Regions from separate parts of the Homo sapiens genome. Here regions 1 and 3 are each linked to region 2. Evidence: read pairs that join two places in POLR2A ChIA-PET (ENCODE). Cell type or tissue: OCI-LY7. All regions are shown on one strand.

What was found. ChIA-PET counts read pairs that join two places held together with the same protein. Peaks named below come from ENCODE experiments on the same cell type or tissue, not always from the same donor. Only the 100,000 strongest peaks of a DNase experiment are listed, where the experiment ranks them.
Region 1: POLR2A ChIA-PET joins it to region 2 with 5 read pairs; 5 of 35 experiments call an interaction of 5 or more read pairs at or near these places.
Region 3: POLR2A ChIA-PET joins it to region 2 with 5 read pairs; 5 of 35 experiments call an interaction of 5 or more read pairs at or near these places.

The regions. Positions count from the first base shown.
Region 1 is chr2:61,368,138-61,376,137 of GRCh38, reverse strand. It overlaps USP34 (ubiquitin specific peptidase 34), which reads left to right. Exons shown (of 80, transcript NM_014709.4): 9 at 5,559-5,640; 10 at 5,725-5,817. Among named protein-coding and RNA genes, the nearest start is that of SNORA70B, 45 kb to the left of the region's middle. In OCI-LY7, no CTCF peak of the experiment used is centred here; no DNase peak of the experiment used is centred here.
Region 2 is chr2:61,455,522-61,463,521 of GRCh38, reverse strand. The region is part of intron 1 of USP34 (ubiquitin specific peptidase 34); the gene reads left to right. Among named protein-coding and RNA genes, the nearest start is that of USP34, 12 kb to the left of the region's middle. RefSeq lists silencers at 3,034-3,328, 4,142-4,342. In OCI-LY7, no CTCF peak of the experiment used is centred here; no DNase peak of the experiment used is centred here; H3K4me3 peaks cover 1,993 bases; H3K27ac peaks cover 4,218 bases.
Region 3 is chr2:61,771,452-61,779,451 of GRCh38, reverse strand. No RefSeq gene overlaps it. Among named protein-coding and RNA genes, the nearest start is that of FAM161A, 79 kb to the left of the region's middle. In OCI-LY7, no CTCF peak of the experiment used is centred here; DNase peaks (open chromatin) are centred at 3,291 and 4,921; H3K4me3 peaks cover 848 bases; H3K27ac peaks cover 1,384 bases.

The DNA of each region.
Region 1 (8,000 bases), 87 kb after region 2:
CAGCTGTCACCACAGTCCAATTCTAGAACATTTCCATCACTTAAAAAAGATGTCTTTTGCCCATTTGTAGCCAGTACCTATTATTTCCAGCCTCACTAATCTACTTTCTGTCTCTGTAGATTTACCCATTTTGAGATATTTCATTTAAAAGGAATCAAATGATAGTAGTCATTTTCTTCTGGCTTCTTTTCATTTAGTATACTCTTGTTCGTTTGTTTGAGGTTCATTGAGATTGTAGTTTGTCTCTGTACTTTATTCCTTTTTATTGCTTAATAGTATCACATTGTATAGATATACCACACTTGATCAAGTACCAGTTGATGGATATTTGGATTGTTTCTACTTTTTTTTTTTTTTTTTTTTTTTTTTGAGACAGAGTCTTGGTCTGTCACCCAGGCTGGAGTGCAGTGGCGCGATCTTGGCTCACTGCAAGCTCCGCCTCCCAGATTCACGCCATTCTCCTGCTTCAGCCTCCCGAGTAGCTGGGACTACAGGCACCCGCCACCACTTCCGGCTAATTTTTTGTATTTTTAGTAGAGACGGGGTTTCACTGTGTTAGCCAGGATGGACTCGATCTCCTGACCTCGTGATCCGCCTGCCTTGGCCTCCCAAAGTGCTGGGATTACAGGCGTGAGCCACCGCGCCCCGCCTGTTTCTACTTTTTGATTAATATAAATAATGCCATTATAAACATTTATGTAAAGTCCTTTTGTGATCATATGTTTTCATTTTTCATGGTAGATACTTAGGATTAGAATTGTTGCTTATATGATTAGTTTACCTTTAACTTTCATTGGAGCTGTCAAACTGTTTTCCAGTATACCTGCATTATTTTACATCCCCACTAGCATTGTAGGAGGTTTCCAGTTTCTCCCTATTCTTGCCAGCAGTTGTTATTATCTAGATTTATTATTGCCATTTAGGGGGTGTAAAGTAGCATTTCATCATGGTTTTAATTTGCATTTCCCTAATTATTAATGATGTAGAGCAGCTTTTTATGTGGTTATTTGCCATAATGTTTCTTCATTCACAATATTGTCCAGTTTTTAATTGGATTCTTGGTTGTGTTTTATGGCTTAATGTGGTCTGTACTACAGACTGTTCTGTGTGTGCCTAAGAAGACTGTACATTCTGCTGTTGTCGTATGGGGTATTCTGTGGGGTGTTCTATAGATGTCTATTAGGTCAAATTGGTTTGTAGTGTTGTTGTCTGTTTCCTATATTCTTGTTGCATTTTCTGCCTAGTTCTTCTCTATTATTGAAAGTAGGAGACTGAGTGCAGTGGCTCATGCCTGTAATCCCAGCACTTTGGGAGGCCGAAGCTGGTGGATCACCTGAGGTCAGGAGTTCAAGACTAGCCTGGGCAACATGGCGAAACCCCGTCTCTACTAAAAATACAAAAATTAGCTGGGCCTGGTGGTGAATCACTTGAACCTGAGAGGTGGAGTTTGCAGTGAGCCGAAGTTGCGCCACTGCACTTCGGCCTGGGCAACAGAGCAAGTAGTCTCTCAAAAAAAAAAAAGTATTGAAGTCTCCAGATACATTTGATCCTGAGTGTGTGCAGATTTGGTCATCTCTGTATGAGCTCTGAAGCAAGATGAGAGTGCCACCTTGTTTGACTTTAGGTGGGAATGTGCATATTGGAAAATTCTAATCTTTCACTGCTATGTGCATGTCTGTGAGTGCCTATGAAAATGCCACAAGTACTGATTTTGGAGTTACAAATAAAATGCAGCAAATGGATGAGTTAACAAATATAGAAACCATGGAAGAGAAGAAAAAATATTTTTCTTCACAAATATGGAATATGGAGATGGAGGTGCTGAGGGGCAGTGTGGTGGAGTGTAAGAAGTCCTGGCGCCACTTGGATGCGGTTTGAATCCCAACCCTAACACTTGTTTAGGCATAAGGGTTGGCCTCAGGCAAGGCATCTAAACACTTCTGAACCTCATTTTCTCTGTTTTTTTTTTTTTTTTTTTCCCTGAGATGGAGTCTCGCTCTATTGCCCAGGCTGAAGTGCAATGGCACGATCTCGGCTCACTGCAACCTCTGTCTCCTGGCTTCAAGCGATTGTGCTGCCTCAGCCTCCTGAGTAACTGGGATTATAGGCACCTGCCACCACGCCTGGCTAATTTTTGTATTTTTCATTAGAGACAGGGTTTCACCATGTTGGTCGGGCTGGTCTTAAGCTCCTGACCTCAAGCAGTCCACCCGTCTTGGCCTCCCAAAGTGCTGGGATTACAGGTGTGAGCCACCGTACTTGGCCACGCCATTTTCTCTTTTGTAAAATAGAGAAAATAGAGTCAACCAGTATGAGAGGTTTTTCAGATTCAAGATCTGTGTATGATATCTATATTATGTACATATTTCCTGTAGGGCCAAGGGTTCAGTATTAGCTAATTCAGTGTTTGCAGTGACTCTGTAGAATATAACTAATGCGAGTAACAAGAATCAGCTGTATTGTTGAATTGTGTGTTTCTCCTTTTAATTCTGTCATCAGTTTTTGCTTCATGTATTTCAGGAATTCTTTTGTTAGGTCCATATGTATTCCTGGTAACTTGATCCTTTTTTTCGTTTTAAATGTCCTTTGTCTCTTTCAGACATTTTTTGGCTTAGTCTATTTTATTTGTTATTGGTATAACCACTGAACCTTTCTTAAGCTTATTGTTGGCATGGCTTATCTTTTTCCATTCTTTTATTTTCAGTCTGCTTGTTTTGAAGCTAAAGTATGTCTTGGGGGTAGCATATAGTTGGATCTTTAAAAAAAAAAACTAGTCATATAATCTCTGCCTTGATTAGAGTTCTTAATTCACTAATAATTTTATATAGCTTGTTTTACATCTCATTTTGCTGTTGGTTTTCTGTGTATCTCATATCTTGTTTCTCTATTTCTCCTTTACTATCTATTTTTATAGTATATATATATAGATTCTAGTGTGACATTTTAATTGCATTGATTTAAAAAATATCTTAATTTTCTTAGCGATTTTATGGGTTAAATATGCATTCAACTTCTTGACATTCATACTGATTTAACTCTAATAAAATAAGATAAAAAACATGGCTCCTACGTAGCTCCATTACTGTTTGGGATAAGAAGTTAGCTATTAATCTTATTCTGGTTCCCTTGTGTATGCTTAGTTGTTTTTCTCTTACTCCTTTAAATCATTTGACTACAATATGTGTAGATGTGGATTTCTTTGTGTTTATCCTGGAGTTTGTTCTACTTCTTGGTTGTGTAGATGAATGTGTTTCATCAACTTTGGGAAGTTTGGGGTATTGAAATATTTTTTCTGGCACCTCTTCCCACTTTGACCCCCATTGCATGTATGTTTTCAGACCTCCGAATAGTGGTTATTAATGGTACTGTCCAATTTTATAGTTGCATCATTATTACGAAAGTCCCTGGGTCTCCCCTTTAAATTTTTGAGACAGTGTCTTGCTCTGTTGCCCAAGCTGGAGTGCAGCAACAGCACGATTATGCCTTACTACAGCTCTGACCTGGACTCAAATGATCCTCCCACCTCAACCTCCTTAGTAAGTGAGACCACAGGCATGAGCCACCATGCCTGGCGGAAACAGGCTTTCATTACGTTGCCCAGCCTGGCCTGGAACTCCTAGGCTCAAGCAGTCCCCTCGACCTCAGTCTCCCAAAGTGCTAGGATTACAGGTGTGAACCACAGCACCAGCCTGGGTCTTCTATTAATGTCCTTTAATAGACTTAAATAATAGTGGAATTTTTTTTAGAAATGAATTTTGTTTCTTGAACTATTATGTAAATCAGAGGGTTGAATTTTATGTATCGTAACTTCAGTAGGGCTACTCAGAAATAGGTAAAATATACCTAGTTTTATTTTTAATGTTTTACCCTTTGAGGTCCATATGTGTAAGTCCTAGTGGTTTTTTTTTAATAAATAAAAATTGTTAGCATAAAATTCTATTATAGAATGTAAATTCTTCATTGGATATGCAATAAGAAAGTAAATTACTTAATCTTTCCAGTTTATCTGTATATAATATAGTTGAAAAAATTGGGGACCTTTTATTATACAATTTATTTTGAAACTTATTTTCTTCCACCCATTTTATAATATAGTCATATGGTACTTAATGACAGGGATACATTCTGAGAAATGCATCATGAGGTGACTTCATTGTACAAAGTTACACAAACCTAGGTGGTATAACCTGTTGCTGCTTGACTCCAAGCCTGTACAGCATCTTACTGTACTTAATTCTGTGGGCATTTGTAACACTTTGTAAATATTTGTGTATCTAAACATATCTAACTGTAGAAAAAATAATGTAAAAAACCTGCAAAAAAGATAAAATAGGGTATTGCCTGTATAGGACGCTTACCAAGAATGGAGCTTGCAGGACTGGAAGTTGCTCTGGGTGAGTTGGTGAGTGATCGCTGAGAAGATGTGAAGGCCTAGGATGTGACTCTACACTACTGTAGACTTTGTAAGCACTGTACACTTAGGCTATACAAATTATTTAAAAATTTTTTTCTTCACTATTAAATTAACCTTAGCTTACTCTAACTTTTTATTTACTTTTATAAACTTAAAATTTTTTAACGTTTTGACTCTTATAATAACATTTAAAACACAAACACGTTGTATGGCTGTACAAAAGTATTTTTTCTTTATATTCTTATTCTGTGAGCTGTTTTCTTTCCTTTTTTTTTTTTTAACTTTTTAATAATACACATGGAGCTGTCATCTCCCATGCTGACTGTGCCTTTTTTTAAAAAAACTAGAAAGAGTATCCTTTAAAGATGAAAAGTATAATAAATACATAAACCAGCAACAGTCATTTATTAAGTATTATATACTGTATGTACATGCTATACTTTTATATGACTGGCAGTGCAGTAGATTTGTTTACATCAGCATCACCACAAACCTGTGAGTAATGCATTGCTCTATGACATGGTGGCCACAGTGACATTAGGTGATAGGAATTGTTCAAGTCACTTTTAATCTTATGGGACCACTGTTGTATATTTGGTCCATCCTTTGGTCTGCCATTGACCAAATCATTATTATGCAGTACATGACTGTCTGTTACTTCACTTTTCATCTATTGAATCTTCAATAGTATCAGCCAGGAGACTTACAGTTTGGCTTGGGGATAATTCTTTTGTTGTTCATCCTTTTGACAACCTATTTTCCTGATATTATCTCATTATAAAGGGCATACTGGGAAACCTTTCCTGAGTGCTTCAATACATACTGTGGAAATTAAAAAGTGGGAAGGCAAAGACCTCGAGTAGGATAATACATCACTAAATCAGTGTTACACTTGTGTACTTGGTGTTAATCGTTACCTTTTCAGTTATTCGTTGCTTGTTTATAAACTCAGGGAATTTGAATTTATAAATTCAGCATCATATTTCATTCTAGTTATGCTTTGTAGTATTCTATAAAACTGATTGTATCTAATTCTTTATAATTCCTATAGGAACAAATTTAGGTTTTCAATTGACTCTACCTTTTAGACATGAGAAAAGATGACAATTTTTTTTAATGTACTATTTTCATTGCTTGACTTTAGGTCCATTGCAAAAGAACTTGCAGACTGGCTTATTAGCAACAATGTGGTGGAGCATATATTTGGACCAAATTTACATATTGAGGTTTGTGGATGATTACATAACTTCTCTGTTCTATTGATAGAGAAGAATATTTTTAAAAATTGATATTAAGTTTTTCTTTTCCAGATTATCAAACAGTGCCAAGTGATTTTGAATTTTTTGGCAGCAGAAGGGCGACTGAGTACTCAACATATTGACTGTATTTGGGCTGCAGCACAGGTAATATTAACAGCTCACATTTATTGAGTGCTTTGCTTATCATATGTTCTAAGTGCTTCTCTGTGAGGTAAATTCTATTATCCTGTTTTATAGCTAAGGAGACCAAGACATGGACAAGCTGGGACTGAAATCTGGCTTCCGAGTCCATGTCTTACTATGTTACTGGTAGAATGGAAGGAAATCAGAGTCAGTCAGTTGGAGCTTCTTCATGAAACCATCCTGGTTTAATAAAGAGACATTTTCCTGTTATTCTCATTTATACAGTCTACCCTTCTATCCTGAATTATTGTATTGGTATGTTTCTTGTCTGATGTACTGTTTTTTTTTTTTTTTTTTTAAATAGGCATATATCCACATGATTCAAAATTCCAAAAGTAAATATAAAAAATATATTACATGTTTTTCCTTTCTGCCCCATCTCTCAAGCATGCAGTTATTATCTTCTCAGGTATATCAGATTTTTTTGTATAAATAGCGAACTGTATACATTTTTCTTCCTCTTTCTTTTTCACAAATGTAGCATACCAACCAGATGTGGCTTTGACTTTTTTTTTTTTCTTTCTTAATTTATTCTGGAGATTTCTCATCAATATATGAAGTGCTTTTTATCTTCTTGTAAAACTGTATAGTGTTTAATTATTTTTTCCCTCAGTCTTTTTTTTTTTTTTTTTTTTTTTTGAGACGGAATCTTGCTTTGTAGCCCAGGCTGGAATGCCATGGCGCAGTCTTGGCTTACTGCAACCTCCGCCTCCCCGGTTCAAGTGATTCTCCTGCCTCACGCTCCTGAATAGCTAGGACTATAGGTATGCACCGCCACGCCCAGCTAATTTTTGTATTTTTAGTAGAGATAAGGTTTCGCTATGTTGGTCAGGCTGGTCTCGAACTCCTGACCTCATGATCCGCCCACCTCGGCCTCCCAGTGTGCTGGGATTACAGGCATGAGCCACCACTCCTGGCCCCCCGAGTCTTTTCTGTTACAAACAATGCTGTAATAAGTAACTTCTAACACATTCATTTCATCCTTGTGTGAAACTTTTGTGTAGCTATGATAAATTCTTACTTACAAGTAGAATTAGAATTACTAGGTTAAAGAATATGTGTGGTTTACTTGTGGTAGATACTGGTACGGCAGTTTCACTTTCCCCTTAATTTTGTCAGCACATTAAATTACATGATCTTTGCCAACCTGATGGGTGAAAAGTGATATCATTGGTATTTTAAATTTGCGTTTCTTTTATCATGAGTGAGTTTGCAAATCTTGTGTTTAAGAGCCATTTTGTTGCTTTTTCTGGAATTGTTCATATTTTTTGCTATTTATCAATTGTTTTTCTTATTTTTTTTATTTGTAGGAGTTCTTTATGTGTCACTGAAGTTGATCTTTTGTTTGTGATTACAACTTATTACTGTATCCTGGTTTGATGCCTTTTTGCTTTGCTTAAGGTGGTTTTTACTGTTCAGTTTCATATTTGTGGTTGTAGTTTTTATGGTCTGTAGATTTTGTATCTTGGTTTGAAATGCCTTCTCCATTCACAACATTATAAGAGAATTCTCCTTTAGTTTCTCCCTATACATTTTCTATTGCAATTATATATCTTAATCTTTGATCCAGCTGGGATTTATGTTGGTTTAAAGTGTTATGTATGTGTCCAACTTTCCTCCCTTTTTTGTTGTGCAATTTTTCCAATTCCATTTGTTTACTAACTCTTCTTTCTGACTTGATATACCAATTTTTTCTTGACTGGGTAATTTTTTGAACTTTCTAGACTGACCTATTTGTGTGTATAATTATGATCTATACCAGGGATTGGTAAACTTATAGTCTGTGGGCCAGCTATCTGTTTTTGGAAATTCTTGCTACACAGACATGCCCATTCTTCTTTTTTTTTTTTGAGATGGAGTCTTGCTCTGTCACCCAGGCTGGAGTGCAGTGGCGTGATCTTGGCTCACAGCAACCTCTGCCTCCCGGGTTCAAAGGATTCTCCTGCCTCAGCCTCCTCACTAGCTGGGATTACAGGCACGCGCCACCACGCCCAGCTAATTTTTGTGTTTTTAGTAGAGACCGGGTTTCACCATGTTGGCCAAGATGGTCTCAATCTCTTAACCTCATAATCCTTCCGCCTTGGCCTCACAAAGTGCTGGTATTACAGGCGTGAGCCAATGGGCCCGGCCTGACGTGCCCATTC
Region 2 (8,000 bases):
ATTTTATGATGATCTATCTGAATCACCACTGTTCAGTTGGCAAAGTGAAAATTACTGACCGTGTTTTATGTATCTTCAAAAATTCAGACAAATTTCTGTGATAATTGTAGTAGGAATTCAAAAGTGGTAATAAGTATAGCTGAATAAGAATCTTTTTCATTGAATAAAATTTCAAATTTTTTGATTTTTGATTATTTTTTAAGAGACAGTGTATCACCCATGCTGGGGTGCAGTGGCCCAATTATAGCTCACTGCAGCCTCAAGCTCCTGGGCTCAAGTGATGCTCCTGCCTCAGCCTCCCAAAGTGTTGGGGTATGCTGTACCCGGCTGAGAATCTTTCTTAATACTGTTATTCTGCAGTGAACCGTTTAATAAAACTACATGTTTCCAGAGCTTTTTAGATACTATGAGTATATAGGTACGAAATCAATTAGTAACATAACTTTTTCAGTAGACATTTAATCTAAAGTTGGAATTTTTTTCCCCCCTTTGGAGATGGAGTCTTATTCTGTCATCCAGGCTGGAGTGCAATGAAGTGATTATTGCTTACTATAACTTGACCTCCTGGGCTCAAGTGATTTTCCTGTCTCACCCTCCTGAGTAGCAGGGACTATAGGTGTGTATACCAGCACACCTGGCTGCCTTTTTTTTTTTTTTTTTGGGAAACAGTTTCCCTCTGTCTCCCAGGCTGGAGTGCATTGGTACAGTCTCGGCTCACTGCACCCTCTGCCTTGGGGGGCTCAAGCAGTTCTTGTGCCTCACCCTCCCAAGTAGCTGGGATTATAGGCATGTGCCATCATGCCGGGCTAATTTTTGTATATTTAGTAGAGATGGGGTTTCGCCATGTTGGTCAGGCTGGTCTCAAACTCCTGGCCTCAAGTGATCCGCTTGCCTCAGCCTCCCAGAGTGCTGGGATTACAGGGTGTGAGCTACTTTGTCCGGTTCTCCTGAATTGATTTTTTTTTTTTTTTTGGAGACGGAGTCTTACTCTGTGGCCCAGGCTGGAGTGCAGTGGCATGATCTTGGCTCACTTCAACCTCCTCTTCCTGGGTTCAAGCAATTCTCCTGCCTCAGCTTCCCAAGTAGCTGGGATTACAGGTGCGTACCACCATGCCCAGCTAATATTTGTGTTTTTTGTAGGAATGGGGCTTCACTGTTTTGCCCAGGCTGTTCTCAAACTCCTAGCCTCAAGTGATTCACCCACCTCGGCCTCCCAAACTGCTGGGATTACAGGCATGAGCCACCACGCCTGGCTGATTTTCTTTTTTTTTTTTTTCCCCCTGAGATGGAGTCTTGTTCTGTTGCCCCAGGCTGGAGTGCGATGGCCTGATCTTGGCTCACTGCAACCTCCGCCTCCCGGGTTCAAGCGATTTTCCTGCCTCAACCTCCTGGGTAGCTGTGATTACAGGCAACTGCCACCATGCCTGACTAATTTTTGTTACGTTTAGTAGAGATGAGGTTTCACCATGTTGGCCAGGCTGGTCTTGAACTCCTGACCTCATGATCTGCCCACCTCGGCCCCCTAAAATGCTGTGACTACAGGTGTGAGCCACCGCGTCTGGCTGAAAACATGTTTTTGTATAAGATTTCATTTTATATAAAATTTAATATATCTGTTTCCAGTTCTCCCATATTATGAATAATGCCGCAAATGTACATCTTTCTACTTAAATCTTTTATCTACATCCCTGGTTCTTTTAGATTTCTAGACGTGAGTTTACTGTGTCAAAAAATATAAACATTTTTCATTATTTTCATACTGTTTGCTTGCCAGAAAGGATATATTGATCTTTTAGTCGTAGTCGTGCCTGTGTAAGGGCACTTTCACCTGTCTTGAATATTATCCTTTAGAAAGTGTTATTTTAGCAGGGCATGGTGATGTGTGCCTGTAGTATTCCCAGCTACTCAGGAGGCTGAGGTGGGAGGATCACTTGAGCCCTGGAATTCAAGGCTAGCCTGGGCAACATAGCAAGACTTCATCTCTTAAAATAAAAGTTATTTTGGTAGAGAATGTATTAAGCAATTACTAGTAAATTTAACCATTCATATTTTTGTTATTTAATGAATTGTATGTTTTTTTTTCTGTATTTCAGATTTCAGTGTTTTGGGTTTTTTTTTTTATTTTTTTGAGGCGGAATTTCGCTCTTGTTCACTAGGGTGGAGTGCAATGGTGCCATCTCGGCTCACTGCAACCTCTGCCTCCCAGGTTCAAGTGATTCTCCTGCCTCAGACTCCCGAGTAGCTGGGATTACAGGGGCCTGCCACCATGCCTGGCTAATTCTTTTGCATTTTTAGTAGAGACAGGGTTTCATCCTGTTGGCCAGGCTGGTCTTGAACTCCTGAGCTCAAGTCATCCACCTGCCTCAGCCTCCCAAAATGCTGAGATTACAGTTGTGAGCCACCCTGCCCGGCCCCTCTTACCTTCTTTCAAAATTCAAAGCTCGCTTTTTTTCTAACTTGTAAGTTTTATTAATAAGAATGAAATAACAACAACAACAAAAAGCTCACCTTTACCTGTTTTTTTTTTCTTTTTTTTTTTTTGAGATGGAGTCTCGCCCTGTTGCCAGGGTGGAGTGCAGTGGCGCGATCTTGGCTTCCTGGACCTCCACCTCCCAGGTTCAAGTGATTGTCCTGCCTCAGCCTCTCGAGTACCTGGGACTACAGGCGTGCGTCACTATGCCCAGCTAATTTTTATGTTTTTAGTAGAGACAGAGTTTCTCCATGTTGGCCAGGATGGTCTCGATCTCCTGAACTCGTGATCCACTTGCCTCGGCCTCCCAAAGTACTGGGATTACAGGCATGAGCTGCCACACCCGGCCTTCTACCTGTTTTATGAATCGAAATTCTATGTAAGATTTCTTTTGAGGAGAAAAAGGGTATACAGTATTCCCCCCTTATCCAAGTGGAATGTGTTCTGAGACTTCCAGTGGATACCTCAAACCACAGATAGTGCTGTACCCTATATACTGTTTTTTTTCTCATTATTTTAAGAACTTTCACCTTTTCACTTCAAATAAGCTTTTCTTTGGCATATCTGAATTACTAGTATCGCTGCTCTTGCACTTTGGGGCCATTATTGGGTAAAGTAAGGGTTACTTGAATACAAGCATTGTGTAGTGCCACAGTGGATCTGATAACCAGGACAGCTACTTAGTGACTTAATGGGTAGGTTGCATGTGCAGCCTGGATATGCTGGACAAAAGGATGATTCACATCCTAGACGGGACGGCACAAGATTTCATCATGCCACTCGGAATGGCAATTTAAAACTTATGAATTGTTTATTTCTGGAATTTTCCATTTAATATTTTTGGACCATAGTGACTGTGGTTAACTATGGAAAGCAAAACCAAAGATAATAAGGGAGACTATTGTAATTTCTTAATAAGCTTGGAAACTAAGTAATATGTGGGTGCTCAAAAAAAGCCAACATAAAACTGTTTTCAAGTATCTTTTTTCTGAGATGGAGTCTTGCTCTGTCGCTCAGGCTGGAGTGCAGTGGTGCGATCTCGGCTCACTGCAAGTTCTGCTTCCTGGGTTGACGCCATTCTCCTCCCTCAGCCACCCGAGTGGCTGGGACTACAGGCGTCCGCCACCATGTCCAGCTAATTTTTTTGTATTTTTAGTAGAGATGGGGTTTTACCGTGTTAATCAGGATGGTCTTGATCTCCTGACCTCAGGTGATCTGCCCACCTTGGCCTCCCAAAGTGCTACGATTACAGGTGTGAGTCACTGTGCCTGGCCTTTTTTTTTTTTTGGCTCTGTAGCCCAGGCTGGAGTGCAGTGGCTTAATATCAGCTCACTGCAGCCTTCGCCTCCCGGGTTCAAGCGATTCTCCTGCCTCAGCCTCCTGAGTAGCTGGGATTACAGGTGCCTGCCACCACGCTCGGCTAATTCTTTTGTATTTTTAGTAGAGACGGGGTTTCACCGTGTTGGCCAGGCTGGTTTCGAACTCTTGACCTGAAGTGATCCGCCCGTCTTGGCCTCCCAAACTGCTAGGATTATGGGTGTGAGCCACCGTGCCTGGCCTGTTTTCAAGTATCTTAATTGTGCCCAAATTTTAGGAGGTGGTGTCATGCTTATGAAGTTGGAATACTATGATGAATTATATTTAACACAGTGATGATAATACACTTCTGTAGCTATTTGAACACTGAAATTTCTTATACAGTGTTTTCCTTGAAGGTACTTCCTTTGTAAGAGTCATGAGAAATAGAAAGATTTGTCTAAGGTCACACAGCAAAGAAGTAGCAGGGGTAGGACTAGAATTTAGTTGTGCTTATTTCTTCTCTGTACTTTTCACTAACCAAGCTATCTTTTTTTATTTTTATTTTTTAATTTTTAAGAGGACCCTGACTGTGGAAGTTGGGAAACTCATAAGAAACCATTAAAGGAACTGTGGAGAGATTTATTTGGGCTAAAGTGGATTAGGCAAGATTTGTTTTTATTTTTTCCCGAGATGGAGTCTTGATTTGTCACCCAGGTTGGATTGCAGTGGCGCAGTCTCGGCTCACTGCAACTTCCACCTCCCGGGTTCAAGCAATTCTCCTGCCTCAGCCTCCCAAGTAGCTGGGATTGTAGGCGCCCACCACTGTGCCCGGCTCATTTTTGTAAATTTAGTAGGAATGGGGTTTCACCATGTTGACCAGGCTGGTCTTGAACTCCTGACCTCACCATCCACCTGCCTTGGCCTCCCAAAGTGCTGGGATTACAGGCGTGAGCCACTGTGCCCCGCCAAGATTTTAAGGAAGATGGAAGATTCAAGTGGGCCCTGTTTGAAATAGTTGCTGGGAATGAGAGGAGTGAAATATGGCCTACCTTGACTTGTGAAGGCTCTGCATGACTTAGCCTCTGCTAGCTTCATTCCCTTGTTCTCTTTGCCTTTTTTTTTTTTTTTTTCCTTTTTGCCTTCTTTCATTGATGACACTGAGCCTTTATACATACCTTTTTTTTTTTTTTTCTGAGACAGTTTCACTCTTGTTGCCCAGGCTGGAGTGCAATGGTGTGATCTTGGCTCACTGCAACCTCTGCTTCCTGGGTTCAAATGATTCTCCTGCCTCAGCCTCCCGAGTAGCTGGGATTACAGGCACCCGCCACCACGCCCGGCTAATTTTTGTATTTTTAGTAGAGACAGGGTTTCACCATGTTGGCCAGGCTTCTCTTGAACTCCTGACCTCAGGTGATTTGCCTGCCTCTGCCTCCCAAAGTGCTGGGATTACAGGTGTGAACCCCCGTGCCTGGCCTGTATATACCTTCTTATGCTTTTAAGTTTTGACTGAAATGATTTTTTTCGAGAAGTCTTTCCTGAACTCCAAGTCTGAAGTAGCTCTGGTTCTTTTTATTCATAGCATTTACCACAATTTAGAATTATGTATTTCTATGTTTACAACTGTAATTTTTTTATTCTATGAGACTATCAGTTCTATGATTGCAACTGTTACTACTGTTTTACAGTGCCTGCATGTGGTAGGATCAGTGTTTATTTAAAATATCTGAAAAATCGTAAGATCACTGTGGGTTGATAATAGAAGGGAAAACAAGGGTAGGCTAGATGTGGTGTTTCCTGTTTTCTCGGATATATCAAGTACTGTCAGTCCTTGCTTTTGTGATGTCTTGCTTGCCACCCTCTTCATAAAATGGTACTTTTTGTTGTTGCTGCTGCTGTTTGTTTTTGGAGACAGGGTCTCACTCTGTCACTCAGGCTGGAGTACAGTGATATGATCCTAGCTCACTGCAGCCTTGACCTCCTGGGCTCAAAAGAGCCTCCCAAGTAGCTGGGACTACAGGTGCTCATGATGACACCCAACTTGCTTGCTTATTTATTTGGGAATGGGTTTCACTATATTTCCCAAGCTGCTCTTGAACTTCTGGCCTCAAGTGATTCTCCCGCCTCAGCCTCCCAAAGTGCTGGGATTACAGGCGTGAGGCACCACACACAACACTTTACTAGTTCGTGATATTAGTACCTGTGGGTTAAATTTAAGGTTGAGAATTATTATTCTTTTTAAACTAGGTAGGATTCTGTCTCAAGGACCAGAAAAAACCGTTTCTTTGGCAGAAACAGAGTTTTTCTTTAAAAGCTATAAGTAGGCCGTCTAGGTGTATATTCAGGTGTGCTTTACTTTTAATCATTGGGTTTATAACATAATCAGGACTTTATTTCTCTGTGGCTTGCTGGGCTTCCTTGGTTTTGACCTCAGTTTGGCCCTTCCTATGGTAACAGAAATGGCTACTGCACCTTATTTATTTGACAGGTCTTGCTCTGTCGCCCAGTCTAGAGTGCAGTGGCACGATCACGGCTCACTGTAGTCTTGACCTCCCAGGCTCAAGAGATCCTCCCACCTCAGCCACCTGAGTAGCTGGGACTATAAGCCTGTGCCATCACACCTGGCTAATTTTTGTAATTTTTGTAGAGGCAGGGTTTCACCATGTTACCCAGGCTGGTCTTGAACTCCTGGGCTCAAACCATCCTTCTGTTCCAGCCTCTTAAAGTGCTGGGGTTACAGGTGTGAGCAGTCACCACTGGTCTGTTTAGTTTTTTCAGACAGAGTCTTGCTCTGTTGCCCAGGCTGGAGTACAGTGGCTCAGTCATGGCTAACTGCAGCCTCAACGTCCCAGGTGGGCCAAGCTATCCTCCTGCCTCAGCTTCCATAGTAGCTGGGACTACATGCCTGTGCCACCACACCCAGCTAATTTTCGTTTTGGTGTTTTTTATTTTTACTCTGTTAGTAAATTGAGATGGGGTCCCACTGTGTTGCCCAGGCTGGTCGTGAACTCCTGGGCTCAAACTATCCTCCTGCCTCAGCCTCCCAAAATGTTGGGATTATAGGCGTGAACCACCATGCCTGGCCATTTTTTTTTATTTTTAGTAGAGATGGGGTTTCACCATGTTTCCCAGGCTGGTCTCCAACTCCTGGGCTCAAGTGATCTCCCTACTTTGGCTTCCTAAAGTGCTGGGATTGCAAGTGTGAGCCACTGTGCCCAGCACTACTGCACCATTTTTATACCACATCTTCATACCACAGTGTTTGGACATCACGTACTTAAACTATGCGGAGAAAAAGAGTGAATCTTTTCTGGAACTTACTGTACAAGAACAAGAAGGCTGCTTTTTCCAAAACCTTCCTGACAAATGTCATTTCATATATTATTGACTCTGTTCCTGAAATAGAGTTCAAAGAGGATGGACTTTGATTGGTTTAAACTAATCAGGACCTATTCTTGAAGCTGATCTCACCCAAATCTCATAACTAAGAGTGTGCTTCTGGAAAAGAAATCTGGCACGTTGTTACCATGAAAGAGGTGAAATTGCTTCTGGGCAGTAAGCCCACGGATATCTAATACACTGAAAACCATTTCTTAATATTGTATTTACTGAGTTGTGTTTCACCTTAACTCTGTTTAAATATTTGTTTTTTTAAAAACATAAACACTTGTGTAAAGCATTCTCCTGTATGCTGGTAGGTATAGAAATACATTTAGCTGTGTATTTTCTCTTAAGGAAGGTTCCAGAGTACAGATGAGGCAGTAGGATGATACTTGAGTGAGTGATCTTTGGAACCTGGTAGACCTGAGTTCAAATCTTGCTCCTGTCATTTATTAAGTCTCTGACTTTGGCTAAGTTCCCTTACCTCTTAATGCCTTGTTTCTTATTTGGAGATGAGGATATTCTTAATACATGTCTCATAGGGATTTTGTGAGGAGTGAATAAGATAATGCATATCAACATTTAACGCAGTGCTAGCATAAGAAATATGCAAAACAACAGCATGAAAAATAAAAATGGTAAATTTTGTGAAATAGTTTTAGTTGAAGTGCAGTGGGAGGAGTTTAGTTTTGGGATGATGGGAGAAAACTTTGTGGACTTGATATAATTTAAGTTGGTCTACGTGGTATATATGCATATAAGTTTTTGAGATGGGGGTCTTGGTATGCTGCCTGGGCTGGTCTTGAACTTCCAGGCTCAAATGATCCTCCTGACTCAGATTCATGTTACCTGG
Region 3 (8,000 bases), 320 kb before region 2:
TCTGTCCGCCTAAGCTTCCCAAAGTGCTGGGATTATAGGTGTGGGCCACCGCGCCCAGCCTCTTTATTCCTAATGTTCTAAGTTCCCTTTTAGTATAATTTCCCTTTTGCCTGAAAACTTCCTTTAGCACTTATTTTTTTTAAGCATAGGTCTTCTTGCCACAAATCCTCTTAATTTTCTTTCATCTGAGATTGTTTTATTTCACCTCAATTCTGAAGGATTTTTGTTGGCTATAAAATTGAGGGGAATATTAAAATCTTTCAGCACTTTATAAATTCTCTGCCTCTCCTGGTCTTCATGATTTTTTATTAAAAAAATCCATCTTCATTTTTCCCCTATGTAATGCATTTTTTCCCCTCTAGATTCCTGGAAAAAATCTCCTTCAAGAGTTTTTTTGGCTGGGTGCAGTAGCTCACACCTGTAATTCCAGCACTTTAGGAGACTGAGGTGGGAGGATTACTTGAGGTCAGGAGTTGGAGACCAGCCTGTGCAGAATAGTGAGACCCTCCCTCTACAAAAAAAAAAAAAAAAAAAGTACAAAATCATGCAGGCATGATGGCATCCACCTGTAGTCCTAGCTGCTCAAGAGGCTTTGGCTGGAAGATCTCTTCAGACCAGGAGGTTGAGGCTATGAGCCTGGGCAACAGAGTGAGACCTTGTCTCTTAAAAAAAATTTTTTTTCATGTGTGTTTATTTATCCAGCAGTTTGATTATGACGTGTCTGAGGATGGATTTCTTTGGGTTTATCCTTTTGGGATTTGTTGGGATTCTTGAATCTGTATGTTTGTCTTTCAACAAATTTGAGAAGTTTTCAAGCATTATTTCTTCAAACGCCTTTTTCTTTTTTCTTTTTTTTTGAGACGGAGTCTCACTGTCGCCTAGGCTGGAGAGCAGTGGCATTGTAACCGATCTCAATCCGTGGTGGACTGAACAAAGGCAGGCGAACGTGGGAATAAAGACGAAGACAAAAGATTATATTTGGAAGAAGGGGTCAGAGGGCACCTTGCCTGTAGTGGACAAGGGTCCTGAACAGCCCTCCGTATTTATTTGGCAAAAGAGATAGAGACAAGTGGGGGTGTGGAAGAAGAGGTCAGCTGCTCGGTCTAGAGTAGGCTTGCAAGACCACATTCCTTGAACAGTAGGCTCTAGTTGTCCCAGTAGATAACTTCAAGGAGCCCGGTGCCAGGGAGTGATTGCCCTCAGCAAACCTCCTGGCAGCAGGCACAGTCGTGAGTTTGCTCACATCCTGCATTCATGATAAACAGTTTGCTGTTTGATCATATAGCCTCCAGTGGTCACGATCTCTTTGTCCTTTTCAGCTCCCAACAGGCATGATCGTGGCTCACTGTAAACTCTGCTTCCCAGGTTCAAGTGATTCTCCTGCCTCAGCCTCCCAAGTAGCTGGTATCACAGACACGTGTCATCACACCTAGCTAATTTTTGTGTTTTTAGTAGAGATGGGGTTTCACCATGTTGGCCAGGCTGGTCTCAAACTCCTGACCTCAGGTGATCCTTCCACCTCGGCCTCCCAAAGTGCTGGGATTACAGGCGTAAGCCACCGTGCCTGGCCAAAAACCTTTTTCTACATCACAGTCTTTCTCCTCTCTGGGACTCTAATAATTTACGTGAGGCATTTTAGTACTATCCTACAGATCCCCAAGGCTCTGTTCTTCCTATTTTTTAAGTAATTTTTTCTCTCAGTTGTTCAGATCAGTAATTCTATTATGTACCTTCTAGGTCACTGACTCTTTCCTCTGCCATCTCCATTCTGTTCTGAGCCCATCCAGTGGGTTTTAAATTTTGGCTATTGTATTTTTCAGTTCTCAAATGGAAAAACTGAATACAATAGAAATAGGAAATCATGGCCAGGTGTGGTGGCTCACGCCTGTAATCCCAGCACTTTGGGAGGCTGAAGTGGGCAGCCTCACCTGAGGTCTGGAGTTTGAGACTAACCTGACAAACATGGTGAAACCCCATCTCTACTAAAAATACAAAAATTAGCTGGGCTTGGTGGCAGGTGCCTGTAATCCCAACTACTTAGGAGGCTGAGGCAGGAGTATTGCTTGAATCCAGGAGGCGGAGGTTGCAGTGAGCTGAGACTGCCCCATTGCACTCCAGCCTGGGCAACAAGAGTAAAACTCTGTCCTAAAAAAAAAAAAAAAAAAAAAAAAAAAGGGAAATCTTTGCCAAGACTTTCTTTTTTTTATGTTTTCATTTATTTCAAGGATGTTTTGGAATATTTTTATAACACCTACTTTAATGTCTTTGTCAGATAATGCCAACATCTGTGTCATCTTAGTGTTAGTGTCTATCAATTATCTTTTCCCAGTTTAGATTTTTCTGGTTTCTCAAATGCTGAGTAATTTTAGATTGTATCCTGGATATTTTGAATATTATGCTACGAGACTAGAGGTTTTGTTTAAATCCTGGAGTGAATGTTGACATTTTTGTGTTAGCCATAATCAGTCAGGTTGGGATTAGACTGTAAACTCCAATTAGACTTCTCTAGGTTGTAATTTTAATATCAGTTCTGTTTTTAAAGGCTTTGCAGTGTTATTTGGATCAGTCCTGAATGTTCTTGACCCAGTGGTCAGTCAAGGTCTGAGGCAGGAACTGTGTAGTTCAGTTCTCACAGCCTGTGGTACAGTGTTGAGGATCAGATCCACACATGTACAGCTTGGGAGTTACCTCAGAAATCATAAACTTTTGCTCCTTCCTCTACTCAATTTCCTAGTTTTATCCCAATTCCTTGGGGCTCCCTTTTATAGTTCTCTGATCAGAAAACTTGGGTTTTGTTTTTCATTTTATTTTTGAGACAGAGTCTCTCTCTGTTGCCCAGGCTGAGGTGTGCAATCTCAGCTCACTGCAGCCTTGACCTCCGGGCTCCAGAGATCCTCTCACCTCAGCCTCCTGAGTAGCTGGGACTACAGGCACGCACCACCACACCCAACGGATTTTTGTATTTTTTGTAGAGACAGTGTCTCACTGTGTTGCCCAGGCTGGTCTCGAACTCATGGGCTCAAGTGATCCTCCCACCTCGGCCTCCCAAAGTGCTGGGATTATAGGAATGAGCTGCTGTGCCCAGCCAAGTACATACGCTACTTTTCTGTTCACTTTCCGTAACTACGCTTATGTCTGGAGCGAGGCAGTGGGAGGACAGAGATGAAAAAAGAAAGCAGTGGGGGTTTGCCATTTACCCTACTCTGATTTTTGGGAACACAGCACCTCTGATCAGAGAGGAAAGTTCTCTTTTCTCAAAGTTTTAGGCACCTGCCTGCTCCTCTTACCATTAATGTCATTTTCACTTCTGCTTTTATAGGATTACTTGAGGTTTGGGTGCTAGAGAATGGAGAAAAGAAAAACAAAACAAAACAAAAAACAAAGCACATGAGATTTCCCCCACTTTGTCTGTATATTAGGAAACTCTTTTTCCACCCCTCAAGCCAGATCTAGAAGCCTTCTCCTGGAGCTCTTTCTGTCCACACTGATTTGGACTTCAGGCTTTTGGGCTGCACAAGTCCAGACTAGGGATATCAGAGGGGAAAAAATGGTAAGCTCTCTGCATGTTCAGTGGTACTTCATATTCATGCCTTCTTCTCCAACCTTTCTGTTTCGATTTACTTTTCAGTCCTCAAGTTTGGGAGCCATGCATTCTTTCCAGGTTAATAGCTACATTCAGTAGGAGAGATAGGTTGGGATTTGCTCACTCCATCTTACTTGGAACTAGAAACTTCCTAAAGCAGTGATGTTACAAGAAGATAATTTGAATTACAGTTTTCTAGTTTTACAATATTTTAAAGCTGATTGAATATAAATAATTTAAAAATATATTTCCAGGCCCAAATATTAACATTATAATTTAAACTACTGGATCCATCATTGACCCTTTTAATAATTGGAAGGTTTAAGACTCCCACACTCAATATATTAGAAAAATAATACATTCATGTTCATTCTCCCATTTTTTGTGTTTCTCTTTCAATATAGCACATTTACTACTAATGCTCATTTATCCCATCAAAAATGTCACATAAAAACTGGAATAATTCAGAAATTTGGAGTGGGATTCATTTACGATTTATAAGTTACCTGGTAGAGTTTGACTTATAAGAAAGCACATTGTGAGGGCCGGGTGTGGTGGCTCACGCCTGTAATCCCAGCAATTTGGGAGGCCAAGGCGGGCGGATCACCTGAGGTTGGGAGTTCGAGACCAGCCTGACCAACATGGAGAAACCCTGTCTCTACTAAAAATACAAAATTAGCCGGGCATGGTGGCACACGCCTGTAATTCCAACTACCCGGGAGGCTGAGGCTGGAGAATTGCTTGAACTTGGGAGGCAGAGGTTGCAGTGAGCCAAGATCACACCATTGCACTCCAGCCTGGGTGATAAGAGTGAAACTCTGTCTCAAACAACAACAACAACAGCAAACAGTACATGGTGAGGCTAGGTGCAGTAGCTCATGTCTGTAATCCTATCCCTTTGGGAGGCTGAGGCAGGCAGATTGCTTGAGCTCGGGAGTTCGAGACCAGCTGGATAACATGGTGAAACCCTGTCTCTACAAAAAAAAAAGAAAATTAACTGGGCATGGTGGTGTGCACTTGTAGTCCCAGCTACTTAGGAGACTGAGGCAGGAGGATCACTTGAGCCTGGGAGGTCGAGGCTGCAGTGAGCCATGATGGTGCCACTGCACTCCAGCCAGGGTGACAGACTGAAACCCTGTCTAAAAAAAATTTTTTTAAATAAAGTACATAATGAAACATATATAAGGTTTAGTGTTAGCTAGGATTTGGCTCAGCTTTGAATGATGAAAAAAGAAAAACCCAGAATAACTGTAGCTTACATCATATATGTCTATTTTTCTCTTACATAAAGTAGGAAGTAAGTGCCCCAAGTTGGATATGGTGCTTCATTGTGTCAGAAACCCAGGTTCCTTCTTTCTGATGTTCTGCCATGAGTGACCTTGATTTCTTCCTATTTCTCTCATGATCTAAAATGGTTGTAACATAGCTCCAGCCATCTCAGGAAGAAGGAAGGGTAAAGGAGAAAGCACACAGTTCTTCTGTGTGCTTTTAAGGACACGTCCTGAAAGCTGTACATAATATTTCTGCTTATATCTTTTTGGCCAGAACATACTCACAAGGCTACACCTTGCCACAAGAAAGACTTGGAGATGTATTTATATTCTGGGCAGTTATATCCACTTAAAAGTTGAGGATGCTGTTACCATTGAAAGAGGAAGAATGATTTTGAGGGTCAACTAGTAATTTCTGCCACAAGACTGTGTCCCTAAGAAATCCTTATGTTGTAAATAGCGGAAACTAAATTCAAATTAGCATAAACAAAAAAGAAGATATATATATGCTTATTTAACTGAAAAGACAGAGGTAAAGGAAGCTTTAGAGCTAATTTGATTCAGGGGAATTTTTTCTTTTTTGAGACGGAGTCTTGCTCTGTTGCCCAGGCTGGAGTGCAATGGCTCGATCTCGGCTCACTGCAAGCTCCGCCTCCCAGGTTCAGGCGATTCTCCTGCCTCAGCCTCCCGAGTAGCTGGGATTACAGATGCCCGCCACCATGCCCGGCTAATTTTTGTATTTTTAGTAGAGACAAGGTTTCACCGTGTTAGCCAGGATGGTCTCGATCTCCTGACCTCAGATGATCGCCTGCCTCAGCCTCCCAAAGTGCTGGGATTACAGGCGTGAGCCACCGCACCCGGCCTGATTCAGGGCATTTTTAAGATCTTAATGTACCTGATATAGTTTGGGTATTTGTCCCCGTGCAAATCTCATGTTGAGAAGTAACCCACATGTTGGAGATGGGGCCTGGTGGGAGGGGAGGTGTTTGGTCATGGAAGTGGATTCCTCATGGCTTGGTGCTATCTTTGCAATAGTGAGTGAGAACTCACAAGATCTGGTTGTTTGAGTGTGTAGAACTCCCCACCCTGCCACTCCCTCTTGTTCCTGCTTTTGACGTGTGACATGCTTGCTCCCTCTTTGCTTTTCACCATGGGTAAAAGCTCCCTGAGGCCTCCCCAGAAGCTGAGCAGATACTGGCACCATGCATCCTGTGAAACCTGCAGAACCGTGAGCCAATTAAACTTCTTTTCTTCATAAATTACCCAGTCTCAAGTATTTCTTTATAGCAACACAAGAATGGCCTAATACTGTACCCAATTTCATTTTTCTAGTAGCTTACTGCTCTGTGAACTTCATTATAAGGCTAGCTTCCTTCTTTATGGCAAAATGTCCTCAGAAGTCACAAGCTTCACATCTGCACATAACAGTGCCCAGAAGGAAAGAAAGCGTTCAGTTCCGGTAGCTATTGTGACAAATTATCACAGTATGCCCAGACTGTCCTGGATTTTGCACTGAAATTTCTATGTTCAGGGAAATGTTGCAGTCCCAGGCAAACCACGATGGGTGGTTATCTACCTGGTAGTTCTCTCACAAGGATTCAGGACCTTCTTTTTCAGAGTCCCCCAGGTAACCTCTCATATCTCACTGGCTCAATTTGGGCATATTCCCCTTTAGCCCGGGGAATAGTAGGCACCGATTTGCTTAGACCTGGCAATTATTGTGAAAAGAGCCATAGAACTGCCTGATTAAATAAGCAAATCAGAGGTAATCTCTGAAAATAAGAACTCAATCATCCCCTACCCTATAATCACATGGCTGCAACACAAGTTGGGAGACACAGCTACAATGTCCATAAGACTGAACTAACATCATACTAGAAATGTTTAGCATTTATAAAGCAGAAGCCCCACATGACACCACATGACTTCCTATCTGAAAAGTCAATGAAATTCTATCAAGGGGAAATTGTTCTAGCTGTAGAAAAATGTGTTCATAGAGATTTTTGCTCATTTGTCTAAGCAAATCAGTGCCTAATATTCCCCTCAGTAAAGGGAACACGCTTCAAGTTGAGCCAATGAGATAAGAGAGAATATCTCGAGGACAGGTTGGCACAAAACTACGCTCATATTCATACAACAGTGGCCGCAGTAGCACTTGATATTATTTCACTTTCTTATGTCCTATGCTGAAGCTGGGGACAGCAAATAATTTGGTCAAAGTAGTCATGCTGAAATAAGGTTAAATGTAATTTTAAATAATCCCATATAAGACTGTGGTCTTTATGAGGTATTCTGTCTACTACTGACTCATATTTGGTACCCTTTATGTGGTGCTTCTCCTAAACGGGGATTATATATCCCCTTCCTGAGGAAATCAGTCATGTAATTTGCTTTGACCAGTAAAATGTGAGTGAACAGGACGTGTGTGAACTCCCTGGCAGGAGTTTGGAGAGCCAGTGGTTCGCTATGTTCTGCTTTCTCTCTGCCATGATGACCAAGTGTCCCAGTGTAGCATAAGTGGAAAAGAAATCTCTGTTCTAAGTCCTTGAGAATTGGAGGGCATTTCTTACTACAGAATCATTAGCCTACCCTGCACATGGTTTGCTTCCTTCAACATTCCTTTCTAGCCTCTTCTCTCTCCTGCTTTTGCTTTTTGTGTGTTTAGTTTCTCCCTTTGTATTTTACCACAGTCTTGCTCTTAGAATTTGAGTCAATGCAAAGCAGAGAAACAGTTAACTAGCCTGGAGCCTTGAAAGATTGTCTTGTTGTCCTACACTGGCCAGATACTTTCAAAAAGAATCTTGGGCATATTACCTCCTAGACAGAAAACTAGAAACCGAAGCATTAAACAAATGCTTACATTTAACTAGCTTTTAATTATTGACTTCACAGTAAACTCTTCAAATAAATTTATAAATGTAATTTTTTTAAAAAAACTATACATTTATAAATTTAAAACAATTTAAATTTATATTAGTCCAGCAACTTTTTTTTCTGTTCTCTATAACAATAATACTAACATAAAATAGGAAATGAAGGCTTTTAAAAATATTTAACACTCTGGTCCCTTGAAGAGAGAATATCAACAAGGCCGGGCACGGTGGCTCAGGCCTGTAACCCCAGCACTTTGGGAGGCTGAGGCGGGT